Linked DNA regions of Mus musculus: regions 2 and 3 are each linked to region 1. The links are chromatin loops, found by intact Hi-C in ENCODE. Cell type or tissue: heart. All regions are shown on one strand.

Evidence for each region. Peaks named below come from ENCODE experiments on the same cell type or tissue, not always from the same donor. Only the 100,000 strongest peaks of a DNase experiment are listed, where the experiment ranks them.
Region 2: a loop joins it to region 1, with 2.5 times the contacts of the local background. A loop is called at or near these places in 2 of 42 quality-filtered maps.
Region 3: a loop joins it to region 1, with 4 times the contacts of the local background. A loop is called at or near these places in 2 of 42 quality-filtered maps.

Annotation. Positions count from the first base shown.
Region 1 is chr7:6,279,595-6,287,594 of GRCm38, reverse strand. Epp13 (epididymal protein 13) reads right to left here. Exons shown (of 16, transcript NM_001177416.1): 16 at 5,734-6,127. The coding sequence ends at 6,100. Zfp667 (zinc finger protein 667) reads right to left here and starts at 1,015. Exons shown (of 5, transcript NM_001024928.2): 1 at 941-1,015. In heart, CTCF peaks have their summits at 3,933 and 4,665 (motif pointing right); DNase peaks (open chromatin) are centred at 334, 1,104, 3,944 and 4,654; H3K4me3 peaks cover 3,588 bases; H3K27ac peaks cover 3,205 bases.
Region 2 is chr7:6,406,490-6,414,489 of GRCm38, reverse strand. No RefSeq gene overlaps it. Among named protein-coding and RNA genes, the nearest start is that of Smim17, 4.7 kb to the left of the region's middle. In heart, no CTCF peak of the experiment used is centred here; a DNase peak (open chromatin) is centred at 4,209.
Region 3 is chr7:5,013,559-5,021,558 of GRCm38, reverse strand. It overlaps Fiz1 (Flt3 interacting zinc finger protein 1), which reads left to right and starts at 6,831. Exons shown (of 3, transcript NM_001110329.1): 1 at 6,831-6,934. Zfp524 (zinc finger protein 524) reads right to left here and starts at 6,051. Exons shown (of 2, transcript NM_025324.2): 1 at 5,999-6,051; 2 at 3,071-4,122. The coding sequence starts at 4,084. The coding sequence ends at 3,119. It overlaps Zfp865 (zinc finger protein 865), which reads right to left and starts at 1,183. Exons shown (of 3, transcript NM_001290426.1): 1 at 904-1,183. In heart, a CTCF peak has its summit at 3,978 (motif pointing left); DNase peaks (open chromatin) are centred at 1,158, 5,798, 6,158, 7,008 and 2 weaker places; H3K4me3 peaks cover 4,965 bases; H3K27ac peaks cover 4,940 bases.

The DNA.
Region 1 (8,000 bases):
AACACTCTGATGAGCGCCATTTATCCCTTTGTACAGAAGGAAAAGTCTCATCCTTAACAGGTTCAGTTTCCCAGACTAGGCCATCACATCTCCTCCTCTAGAGGAGCCCGTTGCCACGGTAACAAATGAGATGAGGCACGATCAATCACACACTGGCACACACTCACAAAGCCATTGTCATCTGATGGCTCACTGTATCTCTAGACTTTGATAAATAACTTCATCAGCCTCTCTCTCTCACACACACACAAACACACCCGCCAACACTCTCACACCAGCACAGCTAGTGACATAGAGATACTCAGAACTGTGTGCCCACACCCTTGGGCCCCTCTAGCCTGCGGTGGCCTCCTTTCCCACTAGGACCTGTACAGTCACCTGTCCCTGGGCCCCACAGGCCGAGTGCCCTCAGACTATGATAAACAGCTCCATCAGTCTATCACACTCACACACAAGTACAACCGAGATGCTCAGAACTCTGTTCCTACATCCACTAGCGGCCCCTTGTAGTGTCTTCCTTTACACAGGGCACACTGGTCACATCACGCAGTTGGTGGTATTCGCACCTGTTTCTTGGGGCTCACAGGCCTAGTCGGTCTCTCCCTCTCCCTTCCCCCCTCCCACTTCCCTTCTCCCGCGCCCCCCTTCCACTTCTCTTCTCTCGCGCACACACATATACACACGTGGAGTCTCCTGAAGGATTCTCATACTGTGTTCACCCCACAACAAACAATATACGCCAAGCATACACGAAGCTTCAGGCGTGCACCCGAATCAACTCAGATCACCAGAGCGACCCACGCAAACAGGTCTCTGTCTCTCTCTGTCTCTCTGTCACACACACACACACACACACACACACACACACACACACACACACACACACACGCTATCAATCATTCCCACTGAAGGAAGGCTCGCAGTCACCAGACCCCCTCACCTGTCTCCCTGCTGCGTCCTCCGTCTCACAGCTGCCACAGAACTGCTAGCAACAGAGCTCCCGCGCCTGCGCACTCGCCTCCCAGACCCCCAGGGATCCCTTCAGGGCCTCTCCCCGGTCCCCCCGCCCCTCCAGAAGGACGCAGGCCAGTGCGGCCCCGCCCCCAGGGCTTCCCCCGGAGCGCGGAGCCACGCCCCCTGACACGCAACTAGACGCTGCAGTCGCAGAACCCCGGAGACAGCGCGAGGCCACGCCCTCAATAATTTGGTTGGCTATTCTGCCGACCCGTGTGCGCCCTCCTACGCTAAGCGCTTTTCTAAGGGGTTCGGCCAAGCTCCCGTTAGAGTCCATTCAGCATGCGTCCTTTCCGGGATGCTTCTCCTAGCGTTCCACACCTCGGACTCACTGGGCTTCCACGCGCCTTACGCCGTGCGCAACCGCGAGCTTGTACCGCCAACCTCAGGCTTTGGCAAGAGACTAAGGATATCCACGCCCAAAAGGGTGTTTCCATCCTCGTTGTCGCCTGTCTGGAGACCTTGTGACCCTCAGAGGAGAGGACAGAGTTTCTTCTGTGGCTGTTTAGAAAGCCATGGGGGAAACGATGGGCACGTGAGAAGAGGAGCGTTCCACCTTGGAGTCTGATTGAAGACTCTCCACAGCACAATTCAACACTTATAAGGCCGTACTCCCTCCCAAACTATAAACCTGAAATTTTCTAGGAACTCAGTATAAATCTCACGTAAAGGGGAAAGGCCTGCCCTAAACCTCTTGAGCAACCCTAATGATTTCTGGTCCTACCTTATCAAATTATAACTCCATTCAAGCCACTTCCGGAGTCACTTTACATCTCACCAAGTAGAAAGAGAATAGGGGTAATACTTGAGGAAACCCTAGGCTCAGTGAAGGACAAGGAATGACTCTCGGGTCGCACAGCAATCACCAGGATAAGGGTAGACTAGACACCAGACCCTGTTATGGCATCCCTTAGCAAGAACACAGTCATTGGTGTGTGCACAAGTGAAATGCTGTCAGCTGCACAATTCAGTATACCCAACCTGCGTATAAATATAAGTGCCTAGAGAAAGGGAAGTGACTCATTTAGATCTTCAGTCAAGACAGTGATGAGCGTCAACTGTGACATCTGAATGGTCATGTGGGAAACAACGGCACTACTGAGCAAACACAGCATTTCATTTCACCGATGGGAAAACTGAGGTTCCAAGCACATTGGACCTTACCTGAGGCCCCAGAAATAGGAAGTAGGAGGGAAGCACAGAGGTTAAGTTCTACACATCATTTCTCTAAAGGGGAAACCAAGAGACTGAGAGAGCCCCAGTCCAAGAATGGGGGTACAGGGTGGGAGGCTCCAAAGAAGAAGTGTGACTCAGATTCTCACAAGTCTTTCAAAACCTCCATCTATCCAGGAGAAACTATGATGTTACTACCAAAAGAGGCAGGGAATTCGTTATCTTGGAGACCAGAAAGGGTGAGACTAAAGGTTGCATTCATTTCCCAGTGAATGAAAACTAAAATAAAATAAAAAGGGAAGAACATGACTGTTCCTAGGTATGGTAGATGAGAAGGTTTATTGTAGATAAAGGGACACATAGTCAGAGGCACGGATGTCTGAGAGAGTCCAAAGTGAACATGACCCTAAGCAATATGAGGAGAGGGAGGAGGGGAGAGAAGAGGGCTAGACCAAGAGGCCAGGAGGCTAAAGAGAGTAGGTGAAAGGACCAGGTAACCAAAATGATTGGATTGCATAGGGAAGGAGAGCTGGGGGAAGGGTGGCCCAGCCCCTGGGCTGGAGAAGTTTAGGGTAGAGGGCAGAGTATGCCTGCCAGGAGGGCCCTGTAATAGGTACAAACTGAGAAAGGCAGGTAGAACCTGGTGGCCAGGTCCCCTTTAATATCTTAAGTAGGCACTTTTGTCTGGGGCTTGAAACTTAACACCCAGGAGACCTCTTTGGACCTCAGGAACGTGCACGCCTTGCATGCTCAGACTAGCCTCTCCTGTCATACTTGCAACTGTCCAGTTGACCCAGAGGAAATAAGAAGAGGCCCCGCCTCAATACACTTATGCCACCCTGAAATGTGTCCTTTTGCCTACTGGGGGTGGAAGGATACAAGGTTGGGGAAGGGGTTTGTTGAGAAGACCAGCCACGGAGTAAAGAGTAACAACACCATGAAAAAAAATTGCATGAAAAAAGGCCAAAAAGAAACTTAGAATTTAGGCTGATGAGATAGCTTAGTGAGTAAGAGCATGGACTGCTCTTCCAAAGCAAAGTCCAGCAACCACATGGTGGCTCACAACCACCCGTAATGAGATCTGATGCATTTTTCTGGTGTGTCTGAAGACAGCTACAGTGTACTTATTTATAATAAATAAATCTTTGGGCGAGAGCGAGCCGGAGTGAGCAGAAGTCCTAAATTCAATTCTCAACAACCAAATATAGGCTCACAACCATCTGTACAGCTACAGTGTGTACTCGTATACATAAAGTAATTAAAAAAAAACTTAGAACTTGTATACTAACATAAAAAAGAATTAAAATGAAGTGAAGAAAGAAAGAAGAAAAAGAAAAAGGAAGCGAACAAATAGGCCTCTCCACCAGTCGGAATCCTGCTCTCTCTAGAAGCAGTCTTTCTCCCCCTAACCTAACCAGCGGTCTAGCGTTTCTCTGTCTCCAAGGCTACAAATTGTAGGCTTGAAGTGGTGCAGAGACTTCTGGGTATTGTAGTGTCAAGGAAGCAGAGAGGTGGGAGGCGCGCTTGTCAATAAAACGGAGTTTGTTAGCAGAAACGTCTGAACCAAGGAATGGTTTGGAAGACTGAAAACGCCTTGCAGATATTCTTAGGGTGTTAGCATTGTGTTAGGAAAGAGGGAGGCGAAGAAAGGGCTAGGCGCGAGGGATTGTGGGAGTTGTAGTTTTGCATTCTGTGGCGATCTGGAGACGGAAATGACGAGACTGCCGCCTCGCGTCAGATGTGAGGACAGCAGACCCTGTGTTTAATCTGCTTTTCCCCCCCAAGCCAGAGTTCCAAGGTCAACTAAAAAGGCTGATTCCCACAAGGATTCTCATGACCTTCCTAAGAGCACCGGCGACGTGTGAGGATTGGAGTGTGGAGTGATTGGAGTGGGAGTGAGGGTATAGGACGGGGGGAGGGGGGCGGCATTTGTGCAACAATATGTATGTGCAAACCCTCACGTTGTGTCTGGCTGTCTGCTTTATAGTAAATCAACAGGAGCTGGAGAGATATCTCAGTGGTTAGAATACTGGCTGTTCTTCCAGAGATCCTGAGTTCAATTCCCAGCAACCACATGGTGGCTCACAACCATCTGCCCTCTTCTGGTGTGTCTAAAGACAGGTATAGTGTACTCATATACATAAAAAAAATAAATCTTTTAAAAAATAAAAAAGTAAGTGAGCAGAATGCAACAATATGGAGTACTCAGGTTTCTTTTCTCCTCCAAATTGGACAGGAAGTCCAAAATCCGACTCAGCTTGAGGCAAGCTGGGTCACTGCCCACTCTGATGAGCATTCTTGTTCCTCTGGTCTGAACTGTAACTTATTAGGAGCCAAGTTAGTGTGGTTGCCAAGGATAAAGCAGTGCATATAACCGGTATCTAGCCTTGAACCTTACTTTTTTTTTTTTTTTAAGATGTTTTTATTTTATATGTGTGATTTGCCTTCAGGAAGTATGCCATATGTATGCAGTACCAGCAGAGACCAGAAGAGGGTGGCAAGTCCCCTGTAACTGGAGTCACTGACAGTTGTGAGCTGTTGTCTTTTGCAAAAGGAGCCCTGTTCTTAACTGCTGAGCTATCCTCTTGTTTTTTGTTTTGAGACAAAATTTCATGTATTCCAGGTTGGCTTGAAACTCACTATATAGTCAACAATGGCTCTCAACTCCTGATTCTCCGTATCCACTGTTTAATAGAGGTGCAGGAATATGGGCCCATTTTCTCTGCCAATGAAAGTATTAAAAGACAGGAAATAATAGTGGTGGCACTTGCCTTTAGTCTCACCACTCAGGAGGCAGAGGCAGGTGGATCTCTGAGAGTTTAAGGGCAGCCTGGTCTACACAGTGAGGACAGCCAGGGTTACATAGGTAAACCCTGTCTTTAAAACAAACAAAAAAAAAAAAAAAGAAAAAAGAAAAAGGAGCTGAGCAGTGGTGGCGCATGCCTTTAATCCCAGCACTTGGGAGGCAGAGGCAGGCGGATTTCTGAGTTCGAGACCAGCCTGGTCTACAGAGTGAGTTCCAGGACAACAAATACACAGAGAAACTCTGTATCAAAAAACAAAACAAACAAACAAACAAACAAACAACAACAAAAACGAGAAAGGGGAGGAGGCAGGAAAAGGTGTTACCAGAAATTATGGGGAGTCCCAGCAGAGCCATCAAATGAGACTGGGGAAATCAGGGTTCGTCTTGGGGCTCTTATTCTCATTAATAACATAAGTTAACAAGGGTCACAAACAGACACTCAAGAGTAAAGAACTGACCCAGGCAGAAGGTGTAGGACCTACCAAAGCCATGCTACTGCAGTACAGGCGAGAAGCGTTGGAAAGAGAGGAAGGAAGCCCAGCACGTCAGGAAGCTTTAAAGCACACTTAGGTTTCACTCAACATCTGAAAGCAGAGAGAGACAGGGCTTTCTGTCTGCTCTTGGATTTTGTTTGAGGGTCAGCACGACAGCTTAGTGGTTAAAGATACTCACTGCTGAGCCAATGCCCTCAATACACACAGAATCACACAGAACTCACTGAATACGCACTGAATCAAAAATCAATCAAAAATCAAGGGTTTTTTTATTTGAAAATTATAAATGATTCTTAGCGCCCCTCCACCCTGTGTCATTTGCTGTTCTGTGAATGTAAGAAACAAGCATTTAGCAATTAATTAGTGCACAATAAAGAAAGGTTGAAAATGGCCCAGAAGAGAAGGTGTTGGGGAAAGCCTTACAAAGGCTCACTCGGCTGCTCTACTGGCTATTGTCACAGGGCACGGTCCCCAGACGGCTTCCTGCTGAGCCTCTGGACACACTCATACTCTGCTAGTTGATAAGCCAGAGTTCGAAGAGCTTCCTTGGGAAGTGAAATGCTCTGGAGACGGAGGGCTTGTGAGGGTTGAGCAAAACAGAGCAGAGCGGCTTCACTGGAAGGAACAGCAGGGGTCGTCTCTACGGAAGAGGAGAAAGTAGGGCAGTCACAGTTGGACACTTATTTAGGTCTTCATATGTTCTCAGACCCCATAGGACTTTACTCGAGACCCCTGAGCCTGCCTGCGCTTCTCACCTACGTCCGGGGCCTGGCTCCTCCCACTTTGTTCGCCCCCCCCCCCCCAACAAACTGTTCCACCTGCTGATACCACTTCACTCAGACCTCTGTGCAACCAGGGGATCAAGTCTGGAGCAAAAATGAGATCGAGGTGTGTCCAAACCCGAGAAATCTCGTCTTGAGACTGGCAGGAGTAGCGCCTGCTCGTCCTAGCTCACGCAGCCTGTACAGCCCCTACCTCTGCCACCCTTGAAATGGTCATGCAGCCTGACAGCCATGTTACAGGTTAAACTTTCTCCATCCTTAAGGTAAGTCCAGCAAGCATAATTTTGCATAATTCCGCCGGGCAGTGGTGGCGCACAGAGATCTGCCTATGTCTGCCTCCCAAGTGCTGGGACTAAAGGCATGTACCATCAGCACCCGAATTTTTAAAAATATTTTTAAAGATTTACTTTTATTTTACGTGTGTATTTGTCCACATGTATGTATGTATGTGCACCACATACATGCAGTGTCTGTGGAAGCCAGAAGGGAGTGTCAGATCTCCTGGTACTGATGGTGGTGAGCCACTCTGTGAGTGCTGGCGACCAAACCTGAACCCTCTGCAAGAGCAGCAAGTGCTTGTGCCTACTGATCTATCTCTCCAGCCCCTAATTTATTTTTAATTATGCATGTGTGTGTACGTGTGTGTGTGTGTGTGTGTGTGTGTGTGTGTGTGTGTGTGTGTATGTGTGTAGGTGTGTCCATGTGAATGCAGGTGCCCTTGCAGGTCAGAACAGGGCACCTGGTCTCCTGTGGCTAGAGTTACAGGTTGTACAAGTCCTATAATGTGGGTGCTGATAATTTAATTTGGGTCCTTTGCAAAAGTAGTACATGTTTTTAACCTCTGAACTATCTCCCAAGCTGTCTTATTTAATAATAATAATAATCCCACTTAGAATAAAAAATATGTACATATTATTTATTTATTTATTTTTGAGACAGGGTTTCTCTGTATAGCCCTGGCTGTCCTGTAACTCACTTTGTAGACCAGGCTGGCCTCAAACTCAGAAATCTGCCTGCCTCTGCCTCCCGAGTGCTGGGATTAAAGGCGTGTGCCACCATGCCCAGCTTAGAATTATATTCTATTTTATTTTATATATTGTGCTGGGGAGGGGAACACACATGGCTCCCACAGGAAGGGAGAATGAACTTGGGACTTGCCGTGCAATTCTGTGACTCTGACTTTGAGCCTACAAACCCTACTTTGGACATTAGGTTTTAGAGAGAATATCGTGTGTGTTGTATGGATGCACCACCCATTAGTTTAAAAGCCTATGGCCTATGGCTTAGGCAGGAAATAGAAGGTGGGACACCCGGTAGAGAGAAAGGATTCTGGGATAGAACCAAGCAAGAGATTTGCCAGGCAGATGTGAGGAGATTAGTACAGGTAGACAGCCACATGGCAGAATGTAGGCTACAAGAAATGGGATGTTTTGAGTTTTATCTAGTCAGAGAAGAGCCTAGCTACATGGCAATTTGAGTCTGAGTCTTATTCCTGGGAGCGTGGAGCTGGGAGGGAGAACCAGGGCCTAACTTCAAAATCAGTTATTTAAAACCAAGCTCCTGAATCCAGTGGCACTTTGCTGCCAAGACTGAAGACTAAGGACGAAGTTCTCTCCTTGGAACATGTAAGGAAGAAGGAAAGAACTGACTCCAGTAAGCTGCCCCTTACCGTTTGTGTGCCATGGCAAAAGTATACATGACACACACACCCAAATAATAATAACATCACAG
Region 2 (8,000 bases), 130 kb before region 1:
ACCAAGCCCAATTTAACATGCAGAATTCTTAGAAAGTGTTCAATAGCTGTTAGTGGTATCATAAGCACCATCATTCAAATTTTACAACAGAGACCATTGCCAAGTTGCTCTCAGAAAGGTCACATTAAAATTTTTTTTAATTCAGGTGGATGAAGAGATGGCTCAGCAGTTAGGAGCACCCATACACAGCCATCTGTAACTCCAGCTCCAGGGGATTTGATGCCCTTTTCTGGCCTCAGTGAACAAGTTGTACTCAGATGCATGAACATACACACATCTACATATGAATAAAATGTTTAAATAAATTTTAAGGTTATGACCGAGCTGTAGGTGAGGAAACTTATTTTCACATATGTCCCTGGTAAATTTATTTTCATTTCTCTAGTTTGCTGTAAAATAGAGAAATCAGATTAATTTTCTCTAAGAACAAAAACACTAACCAAAAACAGATTATAGGAGGAAAGGATTTATTATAGCTTCCGGTTCCAGTCACAGGCCGTCAATGAGGGAAGCTGGGACAGGAACTTAAAGCAGTAACTTATAGAGGAACACCGCTTGCTGGCTCTCACACAGGCTCATCTCAGCTAGCTTTCCTACTCAGCCCAAGATCACCTGTCCACGGAATAACGCTGTCCACAGTGGGTTACCCCCTCTCAAATCAGTTAATAACTAAGGCAGTCCTCTCAGACACGCCCACAGACTAATAGGACCTAGCGCAGTGGTTCTCAATCTGTGGGTCGCGACCCATGTGAGGGGCAAAAGACCTTCTCACGAGAGCCACATATCAGATACCCTTCCTATCAGATATTTACATTCCGATTCATGACAGTAGCAAAATGACAGTTAAGAGGTAGCAACAAAAAACAATTTCGTGGTTGGGGGGTCAACACAACATGAGGAACTGTATTAAAGGGCGGTAGCATTAGGAAGTTGGAGAGCCAGCTGCCTCTAGATAATTTCTCAAAGCTTTCCTCTCTGGTAACTCTAGGCTCTGTCATCAACTTGACATGTTAAAGATGACGGGGATGTCTGGGCGTGCCTGTGAGAGATTATCTAGAGCAGGTTAGCTGAGGTGGTAAGGACCCTCCTTCACCAACAGTGGTCAGTCAGTACCATCCCATGGTCTGGGGTTCTGGACAAAATTAAAAGGGAGACGTGAGCTGGGCACAAGCATCTATTGCTTCCTGCCTCCGACTGTAGAAGCTGTGTGACCAGCTGTTCCAAGCTCCTCCTCCTGTAACTGACTATACCCTCAAAGGGTGGGGGCAAAACAAACCTTTCTTCCTTAACCCATTTTTGTTGGCTATTTTGTCATGGCACCAATGGAAGTAACTAAAAGGGATATGCTTTCTCACCAGAAGATGATCTAAATGGGAGATTTTTATTAAGTACATTGCAAACAAAAGTTAAGAAAGAAAGGAAGGAAGGAAGGAAGGAAGGAAGGAAGGAAGGAAGGAAGAAAAGAATGAATGAGTGAATGAATGAACAAATCAATGAATGAGTAGCAAATAGCAGACAGATAGCAGGACACATCAGGTGCTTACAACACTCAGTGGACAACTGAAGTCACCTGATAGAGAGAGCAAAAGTAGCTTCGAGCTGATGGTTATAATTCAGCAGAAGTGACCTGCAAAGCCCTGCTTTTAACTGTTTTTTTTTTAAGATTTATTTATTTTTATTATATGTGAGTACACTGTAGCTGTCTTCAGACACTCCAGAAGAGGGCGTCAGATCTCATTACGGATGGTTGTGAGCCACCATGTGGTTGCTGGGAATTGAACTCAGGACCTTTGGAAGAGCAGTCAGTGCTCTTAACCACTGAGCCATCTCTCCAGCCCCCGCTTTTAACTGTTAATTGCTTTAACTGTAGTCACTGATTGAGAGTCCCAGGAAGAGTTCAGAGCTCACTCCCTACATGACCTTCCAGCATCTCTTTCCCACCACGGACATTTTTTATACCACAGAATAAACAATGGTAATGTCTATTGGTTATGGCTTACCTGCTGGCTCTTCTCCAAGACAGTATTGGTTGGTTGGTTGGTTGGTTGGTTGGTTGGCTGGCTCTTCTCCAAGACAGTATTGGTTGGTTGGTTGGCCGGCTGGTTTGGTTTGGTTTGGTTTTGGGTTTTCATGATAAGTGTTTCTCTGTGTAGTTTTGCCTGTCCTGGAACTTGCTCTGTAGACCAGGCTGACCTTGAACTTACAAAGATCTGCCTGCCTCTGCCTCCTGGATGATGGAATTAGAGGTATGCACCACCAGTGCCTGGTGTACAGCATGTTTTATAGCACCCTTTGTTGTCTGCTGTTCTCTGTCTTCCCTGTTACAGAGCCTGGGATCCAGCCTGCCCCAGGTTGGAAAGCCTTGGAGGGCACTTGAGATAAACATGAATGGCATCACAAACTATCAAGAGGTAAAGCAAAAATATTTGACTCCCATGAGCCTTTTCCTTTTGGTGGCCATGTTATATGTTTTTCCACCGTGATAAATCATTGTTCTGAGTATGGTGACTACATGATGAGGAGTATCTGTCTTCTTATCAAATCAGGAAGATGGGTTGACCTTGGAAATCGCAACAAAATCCCCAAACCTTGGGCTATGACTTGACCAAGTTATGAGTCTTGTAAGCAACTTGTTGGGGTTCCATGATTAACTGACAAAAGACTGATCAATGTAAGGCTAGGGTTTCATTCAATCACTCATTTAAAACATTCGTTCAGCAAATATTTATTAGACAATTGATATGTGGTATATATTCTTGATGATCAAGACAATGAGTGTCTGTGGCCCAAAAATGTATGTCCTTTAAATACATATAACATTTACTTAATGAATGTGTGCATGTACATGTATGTACGAAATGGTATGCATGTGAAAGTCAGAGGGCAACTTGCTGAAGTTGATTCTCTCCTCCCACCATGTGGGTCCCAGCGACTGAACTCAGGGCACCAAACTTGGCAGCAATAACCTTTACCGACTGACAATATGGGCTAGAAGGGTACATTCTAATGATGAAAGGACACAAGAGACACACAACGCAATAAAATGTAACTCATACTAATATGAAATGGGTCAGTGTGGTAGCGACTCTAAGGGTCTGTCTACCTACTTACCTACATATCTATCATCTTTTTCTCAGGATGGGTGGGGGTACTGGAGATGGGAACTAGGGCCTCATGTATGATAGGCAAGTATTCTTCCACTGAGCTGCCAGAGCCCAGAGAAGACCTAAGTGGCATTTGAACTGAGACCTAAAAGATGGGAAGGAGCTAGTTAAATAAGAATCCATGGCAGAATGAAATCAATAAAGCTACAAAGGGATAAAGAGAACAATATTGAAAGAGAGGCTAGACAAGGGACAGAAGTGAGATATAAGTTCTGAAAGGCATCCAGGGACTTGAAAGCACAGGAGGGCCATTAGGTTTGACTGCGGGCTGCTTCGGAAACATTAGCAGAGAACTGAGGAGTGTTGAGGTGGACTCTAATTTACATTAGCAAAGTGTGCCCAAAATCTCTGTGTGGGGAATGCAGCAGAAGGCAGCATGATGGAAAGATTGTGTAAGAGGCTCCTGTAGTGACAGGTGTGAGAGGAAATGGTGGCCTGAAGTGCAGTGGTCATTAGATGACAAATGTGGATATAGTTGGGATTCACCATCCTGGTGGAGCTGAGAAGGCTGATAAGCAGATAGCTTTGAAGTATAAAAGCAAGGAATGGATCTAGGAAGAGCTGGGCTATGAGCCTATGCAACTGAGTGCCATGCAGTGTACTGTATCAGTTTTTTGTTTCTTTGTTCTGTTTGCCGTGAAAACCCAGACCTGTGCTTCTGTGTGGGTGAGGTCCAAGACATCCTTGAAGGCAACAAATATCTCCAAGCAGAAACTCTACGACTAGGAGGTTGGAAAAGTAGGCTTAGGATGCTCCTCAAAAACAAGCAAACAAACAAACAAAAGAGTCTGTCATTTGATCTCTGATGCTGGAAGTCCCCTTGAGCAGCCTACTGTGCTAAGCTGGTGTAACATGCGCTGTCTGCCCTGCTGAACTATTTGCAGGTGAACTGTCCCTGGTTCTAACCGGTTTGGGGGTGGAAGGGAAGAGCCAGCCTCTCACTCAACCATCTCAGAAACGGCTTTCCTTCAGTGTTGAACAGTCAGAGCGAAACAGCTTTGGGCAGTGTCCACGGTTCTGAAACCAAAAGGCACGCTGTCCTTGGTGCTGAACCACGGTCCATAACAGGACACCAGACAACGGCTACGCTATCCGTGGTACTGAACCACAGAGCAGTGCACGTGGACTAAAACGGTTGCGGCTGTGCGCTGTCCGCGGTTCTGATTCACGGCGTCATGAATTACCCCTAACCTCAGACCAGTTACTACATGACCTGATATTGGTGCTGTTTTCATGCAGTCTAACAGAGAGACTTCCTTACCCTCCAATACAGACACCTCAAGTAACAACCTGCTTAGGAAAAAGTCCCTGCTGTTTCTTGGAGACACAGCTCTCTGGGGACTGTGGAGAGCGCAGCTTTAGTTTTCAGTGGAGTAAGGCCAGATGACTCCCTCAAGTACACTCCACCTTCATATATAAAGGTCTCTACCTTTATATATATATATATATATATATATATATATATATATATATATATATATATATATATATATATATACATATTTAAATTTTATTACACTCTCTGTAAATTTTATTAACAGGGTTTCTAAAACATTCTTAGAAGGCATGCAGAAAAGAAAACAGAGGGAACAATCTTCGCCAGGTTCAGGCTGTTGATTTTGAGTATAGCAAAGTGTGCCCCTGAGTTCTTAGGATATTTTAATGTTGTAGGGTGGGGTAATAAGAAAGGTGTAGTTTCTGGGAACTAAGGAAGTATCCCAATAAATAAAAACACCTGCTGTGACAGTGTGGGCACTGTTATTCAGATTCCCAGCACCCATGCAAATGCCACGTATGGCAGCCTGCCTGCATCCCCACTGGTGTGGGAGGCAGAGACAAGGATACCCCAGAGCAAGCAGGCTAGCCAGACTAGCCAAAATGGTGATCTCTGGGTTCAGTGAGAGGCCCTGCCTTGATATATGAAGGTAAAGAGTACTTGAGGAAGACATCTGATATCAACTTTGGTCTTCCACATACATGTGCACCTTCACATATACATGCACCCATGCACAGTCAAATATGCATACACACAACACACACCTACATATTCAAAACAGAGGGGTGTGATTGTTGATTTATAGAGGCATATTATTACTACACACTACTTTGAACATTTGAGAAGATGAACCTTGAGTGGCATTTTCTTTTTTTAAGATTTATTTATTTATTTATTTATTTATTTATTTAACACATTTGAGTACACTGTAGCTGTCTTCAGACAGGCCATAACAGAGCATTGGATACCTTTATTAATGATTGTGAGCCACCATGTACTTGCTGGGAATTGAACTCAGAACCTCTAGAAGAACATCCAGGCTCTTAACCGCTGAGCCATTTCTCCAGCACAAGTAGTATTTTCTTAATGATAAAAATTTTTGCAATTTAAGAATGCTTCAGGTATCTGTACTTTAGAATGTAACCCAAACTATCTTGCAAAGTACCTTTGTTATCTTTTGTATCCCCTTAAGAGACTGTCTGTCCGAATTAGTCTTGTGTTATGTGTGCTTTGAATTGTGCAGGCTCTTTTAAGAAAGTCACTGGAATAAAATCTATCCCCTCCCTGAAAACATACATGAATGAATGCATGCATGCATGCACACGCGCACACACACACACACACACACACACACAAATACCTTAACAATTTGGTCACCAGGAATGTCCCCAGGGAGAGGTACAACAGCAAAGATATGAGGAACCTGTGTCCTAAAATGGCCCCACAGATCAGAACCCACTTGTAGTGCAGCATTAGTGTTTTAAACTTATTTTTAACTTGTGGCAGTCAGAAGACAGCTTGAGGGAACCAGTTCTCTCCTTCCACTGCATGGGTCCCAGGATTAAATTCAAGTCATCAAGATTGGCAGCAGGTATTGGGCTATCTCACCTTGAAGGATTTTCTTCTCGTGTCTAACCCATCAATCAAACTGTTAAGTGTCTCTCATTATTCTCTCATTTCCAGAATGAGGAACTAGAAGGGCAAGAGGTCAAATAAAACTTGCTTGGAGCTACTCAATGGGGCTCAGCATCTTCTCCCTCTTGCTTCTTCTCCAACCACACTTCAAATTTGCACAGCTTGTCATAACATCTTCTGGATGGCAATAGGAGTTCCAATCATGATGAGTTTATAAACCCTACTTACCCAGACCTCCACACAGCTGACCCTGGTATCACTGCTTTCTGCAGAAGGAGCAAAGATGTAGATTCTCCTCCTACAAGCTTTTAATAATTGCAGCAGTTCTCAAAGTACTAGCATTGCTAGGGATGCTTATTAAAATATTACTCAGGGCTGGTGAGATGGCTCAGTGGGTAAGAGCACCCGACTGCTCTTCCGAAGGTCCAGAGTTCAAATCCCAGCAACCACATGGTGGCTCACAACCATCTGTAACAAGATCTGACTCCCTCTTCTGGTGTGTCTGAAGATAGCTACAGTGTACTTACTATAATAATAAATAAAATCTTTAAAAAAAATATTACTCAGGCCACTGACTCCAGGCCACAGATTCTCTGGGACAAGCCACCCACCAGGAACCAAAGAATCATAGCAAGAATATCAAGGTGACAGGAACCTAAAACAGCTGGGTATATCCCATCTATAGTCAAGCATAGAACAGGATGGCTGTAAGCATGCCTAATCTAGCTCTCTTTCTCTAAACTTAAGCATCTAGGGCCCAAGCTCAGAAAATGGCACTTCCCACAGTGGGCTAAGTCTTTCCACATCAATTAACACAATCAAGACAATTCCCCACATACATACACTAGGATGGGCTGTGAAACAACCCAGTGTTGCTAGCAACCTCATAGAGACACTCTTCTCAGGTAACTCAAGATTGTATCAAGTTGAATTATACCATCCCACTTACCTTTGTACACTCTCTAAAGAATTTTAATTCAAGTGGCTTATAACATAGTAGTATATGTAAGCAACATTTTTTAAATTCTTATTTTTCATGAAGTCACTAATAAGTGAAAATTGTCATATCTCTACAATTCAAAATGAATTGTCATTTTCAGGAAATAATCCTGGAAAATTCCCACTAATTACTTATATTTCATACTGCATTTTCCCATGTCAGTTGCCAGTGTTGCTGCTAGGGCCCAGCCCAAGGCCTGGTCCAACCTAGACAAGTACTCTGTGTGAGTACATCCTCAGCCCTGTAGCATCAACGTAAACTTCAAGGACTACACCCCTTTGCTACATCGCTTTTCTTTGGAGTCATCTCTGTGTATCGTGTGTGTGTGTGTGTGTGTGTGTGTGTGAGAGAGAGAGAGAGAGAGAGAGAGAGAGAGAGAGAGAGAGAGAGAGAGATATCTCATATCAGTTTCAAAGAACCCAATATCATCTTCTGGGTTACCTGTAATGCTTAAAGTTCCTCTCAAGCCAAAGCTACAGCCCTGTCAATTTTCCTTGTACTTCTTCTCCATTTAAGTCTTCAGTCTCTTAGGCTTGCATGTGAAAGCATAAATCTGTGTTTCTCTAGAGAGGTAAGTGTCCCAGGGACATCTGATCAGTCCATCTCTTCCCTACTGCAGTTGAAAACTCTGACATTAAACATAAGAAACCTGAAAGTTCTACGAATGAACTGAGTGAGACTGCCAGTGCCATAGACAATTTGGGCTGGAGAGATGGTTCAGCAGATACAGGTGTCTGTGCAAAGACAAACAGGAGGCTAATCCCCAGATCGCACAGCAGCAGCAGAGAACCAACTCCTGAGAGTTGCCCTCTCACCTTCCACACATGGTGTGTCACACACACACCTTCATACATGCACATGTTCATACATACATACATACATGCATACGCCTTCATACATGCACACGTTCATACATACATACACA
Region 3 (8,000 bases), 1.3 Mb after region 1:
TATAGAATGGCGGTGTTCATTCAGCGAAGAATAAAACCTATGGGAAAAGATGTAAGCAGAGCCAGGTCTTTCCTAGGAAGTTTGGGGACAATGTCAAGAGACTTGGCCAAAGATGGGGTCAAGAGCTGCTGATACTCCGGGAAGGAACATTCTCTGCTAACTTGCATTGTCCTGGGATTGCAGAAGCCAGGATGAGGGGAGGGGGGGGAAGTGGGCCAGGAGTGTTTCATGAGAATCTGATGCTAACCAGGCAGATGTTTCTCCCTAAACGGGTAAAAGGCCATGGTATTAAAAAACTCTGGAGGGAGCTGTCCCCCTGGGGGGGGGCGGGGGAGTTGAATTTGAAGAGGTCTTTTTGGGTCAGTTGCAGGAAAAGGTCCTTAAAACGCACTTTTAGCATGGGCCAGAATAGAAAATATTTTTTGCACCCACAAAGAGGGCATGGGGAGTGGGTTGTGTGTGGTCAGACATAGTAGGGGGCAACCCTAGTCACAAAGTACTAATGCTACACCCCCTGGAAGCAATCCTACAGTAGATAGGAACAGAGGGTTCAGGAGCAGCTACCCTGTAAGCACAGCCAAGCCGGTGGCAAGCAGAGGATCTCGTGGAGGAAGCTGATGAGGCGGCAGGGAAAGGATTCGTGGGGGGCCCTGGCACTTGAGAGGTTCTTTACTAATGAAATCGAGCTGTTAGCCATCCCACGGTATTAGGGGGCATCTACGGGTAAGATATCTGGAGTGATCTTGTAGGGGACTAGTGGTTGGGGATCCCCTGCCTCGGGCCCGGCAGTGAAGCACTGACATTCTTGGGGGGGGGGTGCGTTCTGGGGACTGCGGCAGGGCAGGGCGAGGCCCCCCGCCCCCGAGGAACCCGGGTCCCCGGGCCGCACACCCAGTCACTCACCGGCGCTGGGGTCTCCGCCGGGAGGAGGCTGAGGAGGCGGAGGAGGTGCCGCCGCTCCGGGGAGACCCGAGGGCCCAACCGGAAGTGCCGCCCCTTCCCCCTCAACTCCCCACCAGCCCCGCGCCTCCTGCCCGGAAGCGGAAGTCGCGCCCGTTCCCCCAAGCGCCGGCGTGGAGGATGGTGGCGGAGGAACGGGTAAGGGAAATTACGCCGGCACTAGACACGGGAGGGGAACAGCCAAGGCTGCTTCCGGTGGGCGAACGGGGCCTAGTGCGCATGCGCCCATTGCGCCCGCTTCTTCTTAGGGCACCACCCACAGGCTCCAGGCTTCCGGTTAGGACGCACCCTAGACTCGGGTCTCAAGCCAAAGCCTCGCTTCCTAGGCTGGACCACGCCCATCTCTGAACGTCCCGTTATAGGCCGGTCGGATTCCTTTTTCTGCACCTCCGATTAGTTTGTTCTATTCTTTCTTCGCTCCAAATCTCTACTTTTGGAACTCCAGCCTCTCAGACGGGTCACACCTACAAGCCACGCCCCCTTCTAAATCCTGCCCCTTACACAAAAAAGCTTTGTACAGCCTGTTGCATATAAGGGACATCGGTTTTCTTTTGTGTTGTTGTTGTTTTAAACCTTTTGATTTATTTCTTCTTTTGAGACAGAGCCTCCTCACACTGTGGTCAGGGTGGCCTTGAACTCCTTTTTTTTTTTTTTTTTTTTTTTTTTTGGTTTTTCGAGACAGGGTTTCTCTGTATAGCCCTGGCTGTCCTGGAACTCACTTTGTAGACCAGACTGGTCTCGAACTCAGAAATCCGCCTGCCATTGGATACCAAGTGCTGGGATTAAAGGCGTGCGCCACCACGCCGGGCTTCAGGGTGGCCTTGAACTCTTGTATAGGCTATAATGGCTTCAAACTTGCAGCAATACTACCAGAGCCTTCAGGAATTCTGGGATTATAGTGATGACTCTTTAATGACTTGTATGTAGTCCTGCCTCGCACCTTGAAAGCATTCCTTTAAAGTTAGTTGTTAGCAACCATTGGCATCAATTAGCTCAATGCTCTTTAACTCTTAACCCAGACTTACTGAATATAAAGCGTTGGGATGGATCTTAGGAATCCATTTGAATTGAAACACTTCTGATGCACTCTTAGATGAGAACCACAGCTTTGGCACACTTTACACTTAGCCACTCAGAGCTCTATAAATCTTTCTTAATTCAGCCCCATTACACTACAGACAGCTAAGCCTAATTCTATGCATCCAAGCTCTCCCTTGTTGTTTTTCTTCCCTCTCCATGGCCTGAATGGCAGTCACGTCTAACAGTTAAGCCTTGGCCTCTTTTTTTTCTTTTTGTTTTGTTTTTGTTTGTTTGTTTGTTTTTTCGAGACAGGGTTTCTCTGTGTAGCCCTGGCTGTCCTGGAACTCACTCTGTAGATCAGGCTGGCCTGGAACTCAAAAATCCGCCTATCTCTGCCTCCCAAGTGCTGGGATTGAAGGCTCAGCTTCGCAAGCCTCTATTAAAAGATCTCTTAACAACAACAATCTTGAACTCTGCTTCATTTTGAAAGTATTTCCTTTAAGCCCCACCCTTCATTTAAATACCATTCATTCCCTCTAAATTGCTTTCTGCCAGCCAAGCCTAAACTTCTTTGACCCTCAGACAAATTTTCAGCCTCCTCTTGGGTTGGGCAGCTCCAACCTAAGTTTTTACTGCACAAGTTTTGAACATCATCTCAGCCCTGCCTTCTCAAGCTCACACCCTTCTCTCTAAATGCTATTGAGATGGTCGATGCTGTTCACACTCCTCAAATCACACCCTCCAGCTGGCCATTGGCCCATACATCAAGCCCTCAACTTAGTTTTTCTTTCCAAATAAGAAGTTCTCTGGAAAAGAAATGGGAGCAAAAAGTGTCTATGGAGAATTTGGAAGAATTTAACTAGGATGGAGCCTTGACTCACGTTTGCATAGTAGGTCAAAATTTTTGTAGTACTTGTCTGGTGGAGGTCAGATTGGGCAAAGGCTTGTTCCAAGTCATTGGTTCTTTGGCACCAAGCTAGGGAGATGTGTGAGATGGGGTTGTCTCCAATCACGCACACACACCACTGTCAGGCAAGGTAATGGAGGAGCACTGAAAGGGACAGGCACCATGACTGAACACACAGTGGAAGTCAGTAGGCAGGGATTTATTTCCACAGCCCATGCCTCCCAGAGCTTCTCAGTCCACAGGAGGGTGCCCAATGGCACCAGGACCCAGAGGTTTAGGTCCCTGCTTTTGATCCCCTTCCATGGTGGGAATACCACCAGAAACAAGGGTGTCTTGGCCTTCTTGCCCGCGCCCAGCACCAGCTGAACCCCCTGCTGTAAACCCAGACAGGGGAGAAGTGGTGGAGGATATGGGCCAAGTAGGCTCCTTTCCTTCAGGACTCTCCTCCTGTACCCCTTCTTGAACAGGGATGCCCTCGTCGTCGTCCCACAGCGGTTGGGTTCTTGGGTTTGGGGGGCACAGGCGCACAGGCATCCCCACAAGCTCTGGGTGTTTGCGTTTGTAATGGCGCCGGAGAGTATTGGCCTCGGTGAAGCGCACCCTACATGAGGGACATTGGTAAGGTCGCTCACCAGAGTGGATGCGGTGGTGATGTGCGAGCTCCCCTGCCTCTCGGAAACGGCGAGGGCAGAGCACACAACGGAAGGGCCTAAGGCCAGCATGGATGTTACAATGGCGCCGCAAGTGGCTGGACCGTTTGAAGGTCTTGCCGCAATCTTTGCACACGTGTGGCTTCAATTCTGAGTGTGAGATGCTGTGGCGCTCCAGGTCAGAGAGGTAGGGGAAGGCTCTCAGGCACACGGGACAGAAGTGCGGAGCCCTCTTGGAACCAGAGCCCTGGGGCCCATCTGCTGCTGACCCTTCAGGAACTGTATAAGGAACACCCTGATCATCGATCAACAGAAGATCGCTGCTGCCACCGCTGTCCACTGGTGCTGTCAACGGGGTTTCCTGCTCTGATCTGGGGGGACGGCCCCTCTTTCGAGGGAGGGAGGACTTGAGAGTCCGATTGGAGGTGGTGGCTCCCCCTGGAGGTCGGCCTCGGCGCCCCCGGGGAACAGGAGGCAGTAAGGCCAGAGGTTTTTCTTCCTCCCCAGACAAAGTTGAAGGCAACGGGTCTGAGCTGGGGTTGTCCATTGAGAAGTGGGGAGCTCGAGTCTGGGTACTGGAGCCGGCTAAGAGAAGAGAGGGGGCGGTGTCAGTGTGGTGAGGGTCTAAGCCCCCGTGTACCCCAGTATCTCACCTATTCCTTCTAAAGACTTTTGAGATCCATATAAGACATTCTGTATAAGTTAGTAAGACATGCTGACTGCCCTCCACCAAAGGGTGTCCCATAACTTCTTAACCTTTGGATCTAGTTTTTCTTTCATGGAGGTTAAATAAGAATCCCCCTCTCCCACCAGGGTTCTATGTTTGAGTGTTTGGATCCATTAGTGGAACTGTTTGGGAAGGATTAGGAGGTGTGGCCTTGATGTGGTAGGTGTGGCCTTATGGAGTAGTGTTTCACTAGGTGTGAACTTTGAGGTTTCGAAATCCCACACCAAGCCAGTCTCCTCCTCCCTCAAACCTATGGATCAGATGTCAGCTCTTAGCTACTGTTCCAGCACCATGTCAGCCTGTTGGTCACCATTCTCCCAACCAAGATAGATGATCACGGACTAACCCTCTGAAAAATATAAGCATGCCTCCAATTAAAACGCTTTCTTTATACGTTGCTATGGTCATAGTTTTTCATTACATCAACATAACTACAAAAAGCCTTTAAAGTCAAAACAAGCCAAAAATAAATAAATTTTTGAAAAAATCCAGCTAAGAATGTAGGCCTTGAAACAGCCCATCAAATTCTGGGTCACAAAGGTCTCAAAAGGCTCCTGCTCCCCACAGAGATGGGGGGGCATGAAGAGAGACAAGTCCTAGCCAAAAGCTATTGATTTGTGAAAGATATATATGAAAGTTGCTAAGAGTCTGGGCTTTGAAGTCATATACCCAGAAATCAAATGCTGAGTCTGTCCCTTCCTTTGTGTGACCTTAGCCAAGATCCTTACTTCTCTGAGCTTATTTGTGTCTTTTGTAAGATGGAAATCGGGGATTTTTGTTTATTGGTTTGTTTGATTGGTTTTACCTACTAACCCAGACATGCTGTGAACATAAGAGCCAGCACTACAGCACTGGTCGTTGAGCCTCACAGCAATCCTCTGAGGGAACATTTTCAAAGGGTTTCATTTGGATCCAGTTTGGCCAACAATCACCATGTGATTCTACAAGTGGCTTTGCCTGAGTCTGTTTCCTTCTCTATAAAGTCAATATACCAAGGTTGTTGGGAGAATCGACAGGAATGAGGAAGCTTCAAAAATGTCCTTAGTGCACAGTCTAGAAAATAGAAAGCTCCAGGACTTTCCCCAGTGCCCACAAGATCCCAGGATAGTAGGAATTGAGTGTACTTGGGGTCAAAGGTCAAAGGTGCAGCTAGCAGCAGATTCTGTCGGGGGACCCTGCACCCCTCTTTTTATTATTTTATTGTTTGGTTGGTTTAAAGTTTTGTGTGTGGTGTTGGCTATCCTAATCAGGGCCTCACACATACTGGGCCTGAGCTACACCCCCAAAACTTGCACCCCCTTTTAATATGCACATAGCATGAGGTCCACACAGAAGCAACTTGTCCAGGATCATATGGTTCGCACGATGAGGAAGCCTGGACAAGAAGCTGAGTTTCTGAAACATACCTATGAAGTGACAGAGTGGCTCTTCGACCCTCTCCCACCCACAAGTCCGGTACGACGCGTGCCTGTCAGGCGCGAGTGGCCCAGCCCGCAAGCGGGGCGGGCCCTCAGGGTACGGTGGCCAATGAGCGGCGCGGGGACATTGGTGGCAGGGGCTGCCAGAAGGGGGTCTGCGCGCGCGAGCCCAGACCGCTCGGCGGGGCGCGAGGTCGACGTGCGCAGGAGAGAGCAAAGAAGCTGGGAACAGGTGCCGGGTGCGCGCTTATGCGCGCGCGCCGGGACCACCCTCTTTCCCCCATCCCCCCCACCCGGGCCCCCCGCCTCTGGGTACCTCATTTGCATGCTGCCTGGGCTCGCGTGTGTACGCGCGCGCGCGCCGGGGGCGACGGGCCGAAGCGTGGGAAGGGGCGGGAGAGAGGGGGCCCAGCCCCTAGGCGGCGGCGGGGCGGGGGTGTGGGAGGTAGCAGAGCGTGAGCTGGACCCCGCCCCTCGGCACGGAAGCCGGGGGCCCCTCCCTCCCTTCCCTGCTGCCAGCGCCCGCGGGGAACAAAGAGGATGCCCTGGGTCCCAAGGCCCCGACACGCTAGCAACAAATGCGCCTGCGTATCAGGCGCCTTCGTGTGCCCAGTGACAACGCACAAAAATCCCCAACCACCTGCAAAAATGCCTTTCCTCCCACGAAGCCTTCCCAACCCGGTGACCCAATCAAATACAGGTACCGGATAGATGAGAAGCGGGAAATGGCTGCTAAGTGCCCCTAATTAATATGGCGCCCATCAGCTTCAAAGAGCCATGGAGTTAAAGTAGTAAAATGGTGCTTGGTGTTTCCTAACTCTGAACAAGTTTGACCACTTGGATTTTTCTCCCTCTTCCCGCATCCTTCCCAGCAGAAGTCAAAGACTAGAAAAAAAAAGCAATCTTATCTAAACACATCTATGTTAACTCTTTGTAACCGCACCGTGGGCTACGAAATGCTGCACGCTGAGAGTATTGCCCTTAGTCTATATGGCGCCGCGGGTAACTTAGGCCCCGCCCCTGCCCTGCCCTCAACAAAGATGGCGCTAGCCTAGCTTCTTTAACCTCCGCGGCTGGAAATAGGAAAGGAAAACACAGAAGGGCGGGGCGGGGGCGGGATAGAGAAGCCAAGAAGGAGGGGTAAAGGGGGGTTGGGGGGGCGTAGAAGAGAGCTGAGGCGGAAGTCGAGAGGCCCCTCAGGTGGAAGTGACGCTGACCCCGCTACCCAAAATGTCGGCGCCCAGAGGGAGGTGTAAGTAATTAAACAGGAAAGCGGACAGACTTTCCCGGCCCCCCGGAGGCCTGCCTGGTCTCCAGGACCTCCGCAACGCAAAAGCAAGGTGGTCTTGCCTAGTTCCTGGGCCGCTTGACCTGCCCCCGACTCGGGCGCCCGAGACTGCACCTTGTAGGGGCAGGGAGAGGGGTACAAAGGGCCAGTTTTCCGGGCCTTGTTCGCAAGATCGAGCAGGGGTGGGGGTGGGGGCCGGCTGCACCAGACACCGTAGGGCGCAGGAGGGGCGGAGCTTAAGGTGGTCGGGGCGGGGCAGAACTGGAGGAGTAGCTTGTTGAGGCGTGGCTTATAGTTGGAGGGGAGGGGTTTCAAGAAAGTGTGGAGACTGGTTAGAAAATGGAGAGGTTTATATAAAGTGGGGCCTAGCAAAGAGGCGTGAATCTCATGAAATGGGGGAAAGGGCCTTGGTTGAAAAATTGAAGAAACTTCGTAAGATGAGGGGAAAACTGGGGTCCAGTAAGACAACAGAGGCCCAGAGTATGTTGTGTGAAGTTTGCCTGAGGTGTGACTTAAAGAAAAGCTTACCTTGACAAGGGGGTGGGGGTGGGGGCATTAGCGGGGCGGTGGTTGCGCACGCCTTTAATCCCAGCACTTGGGAGGCAGAGGCAAGCGAATTTCTGAGTTCGAGGCCAGCCTGGTCTACAAAGTGAGTTCCAGGACTGCCAGGGCTATACAGAGAAACCCTGTCTCGAAAAAAAAAAAAAAGAAAGAAAGAAAGAAAAAACAACAAGACAAGACGGGGGGCGGGGGGGGGGGCAGCGATCTAGGTGTGCAATTTGGAAAGTTTTAGTGGAACTATCAGGTTTTTATCACGAAGGTAAAAATGCTTGGGGGGGGGGCTTGGCGGCAAGCTAAGAATATAATAGCGAAGTAGAGGTGATTATAGAAAAATGTGACTTATTTGAAGGAGAAGTTAGGTGGGATTTGGAAGCAAGTCTCAGTGAAGATTTAACTTAGAAAAGTCAAGTTAACTAAGAAGCATATGAGAATAAAGAAACTAAGAGGAACTTGGTCAAACTGCTCAGTT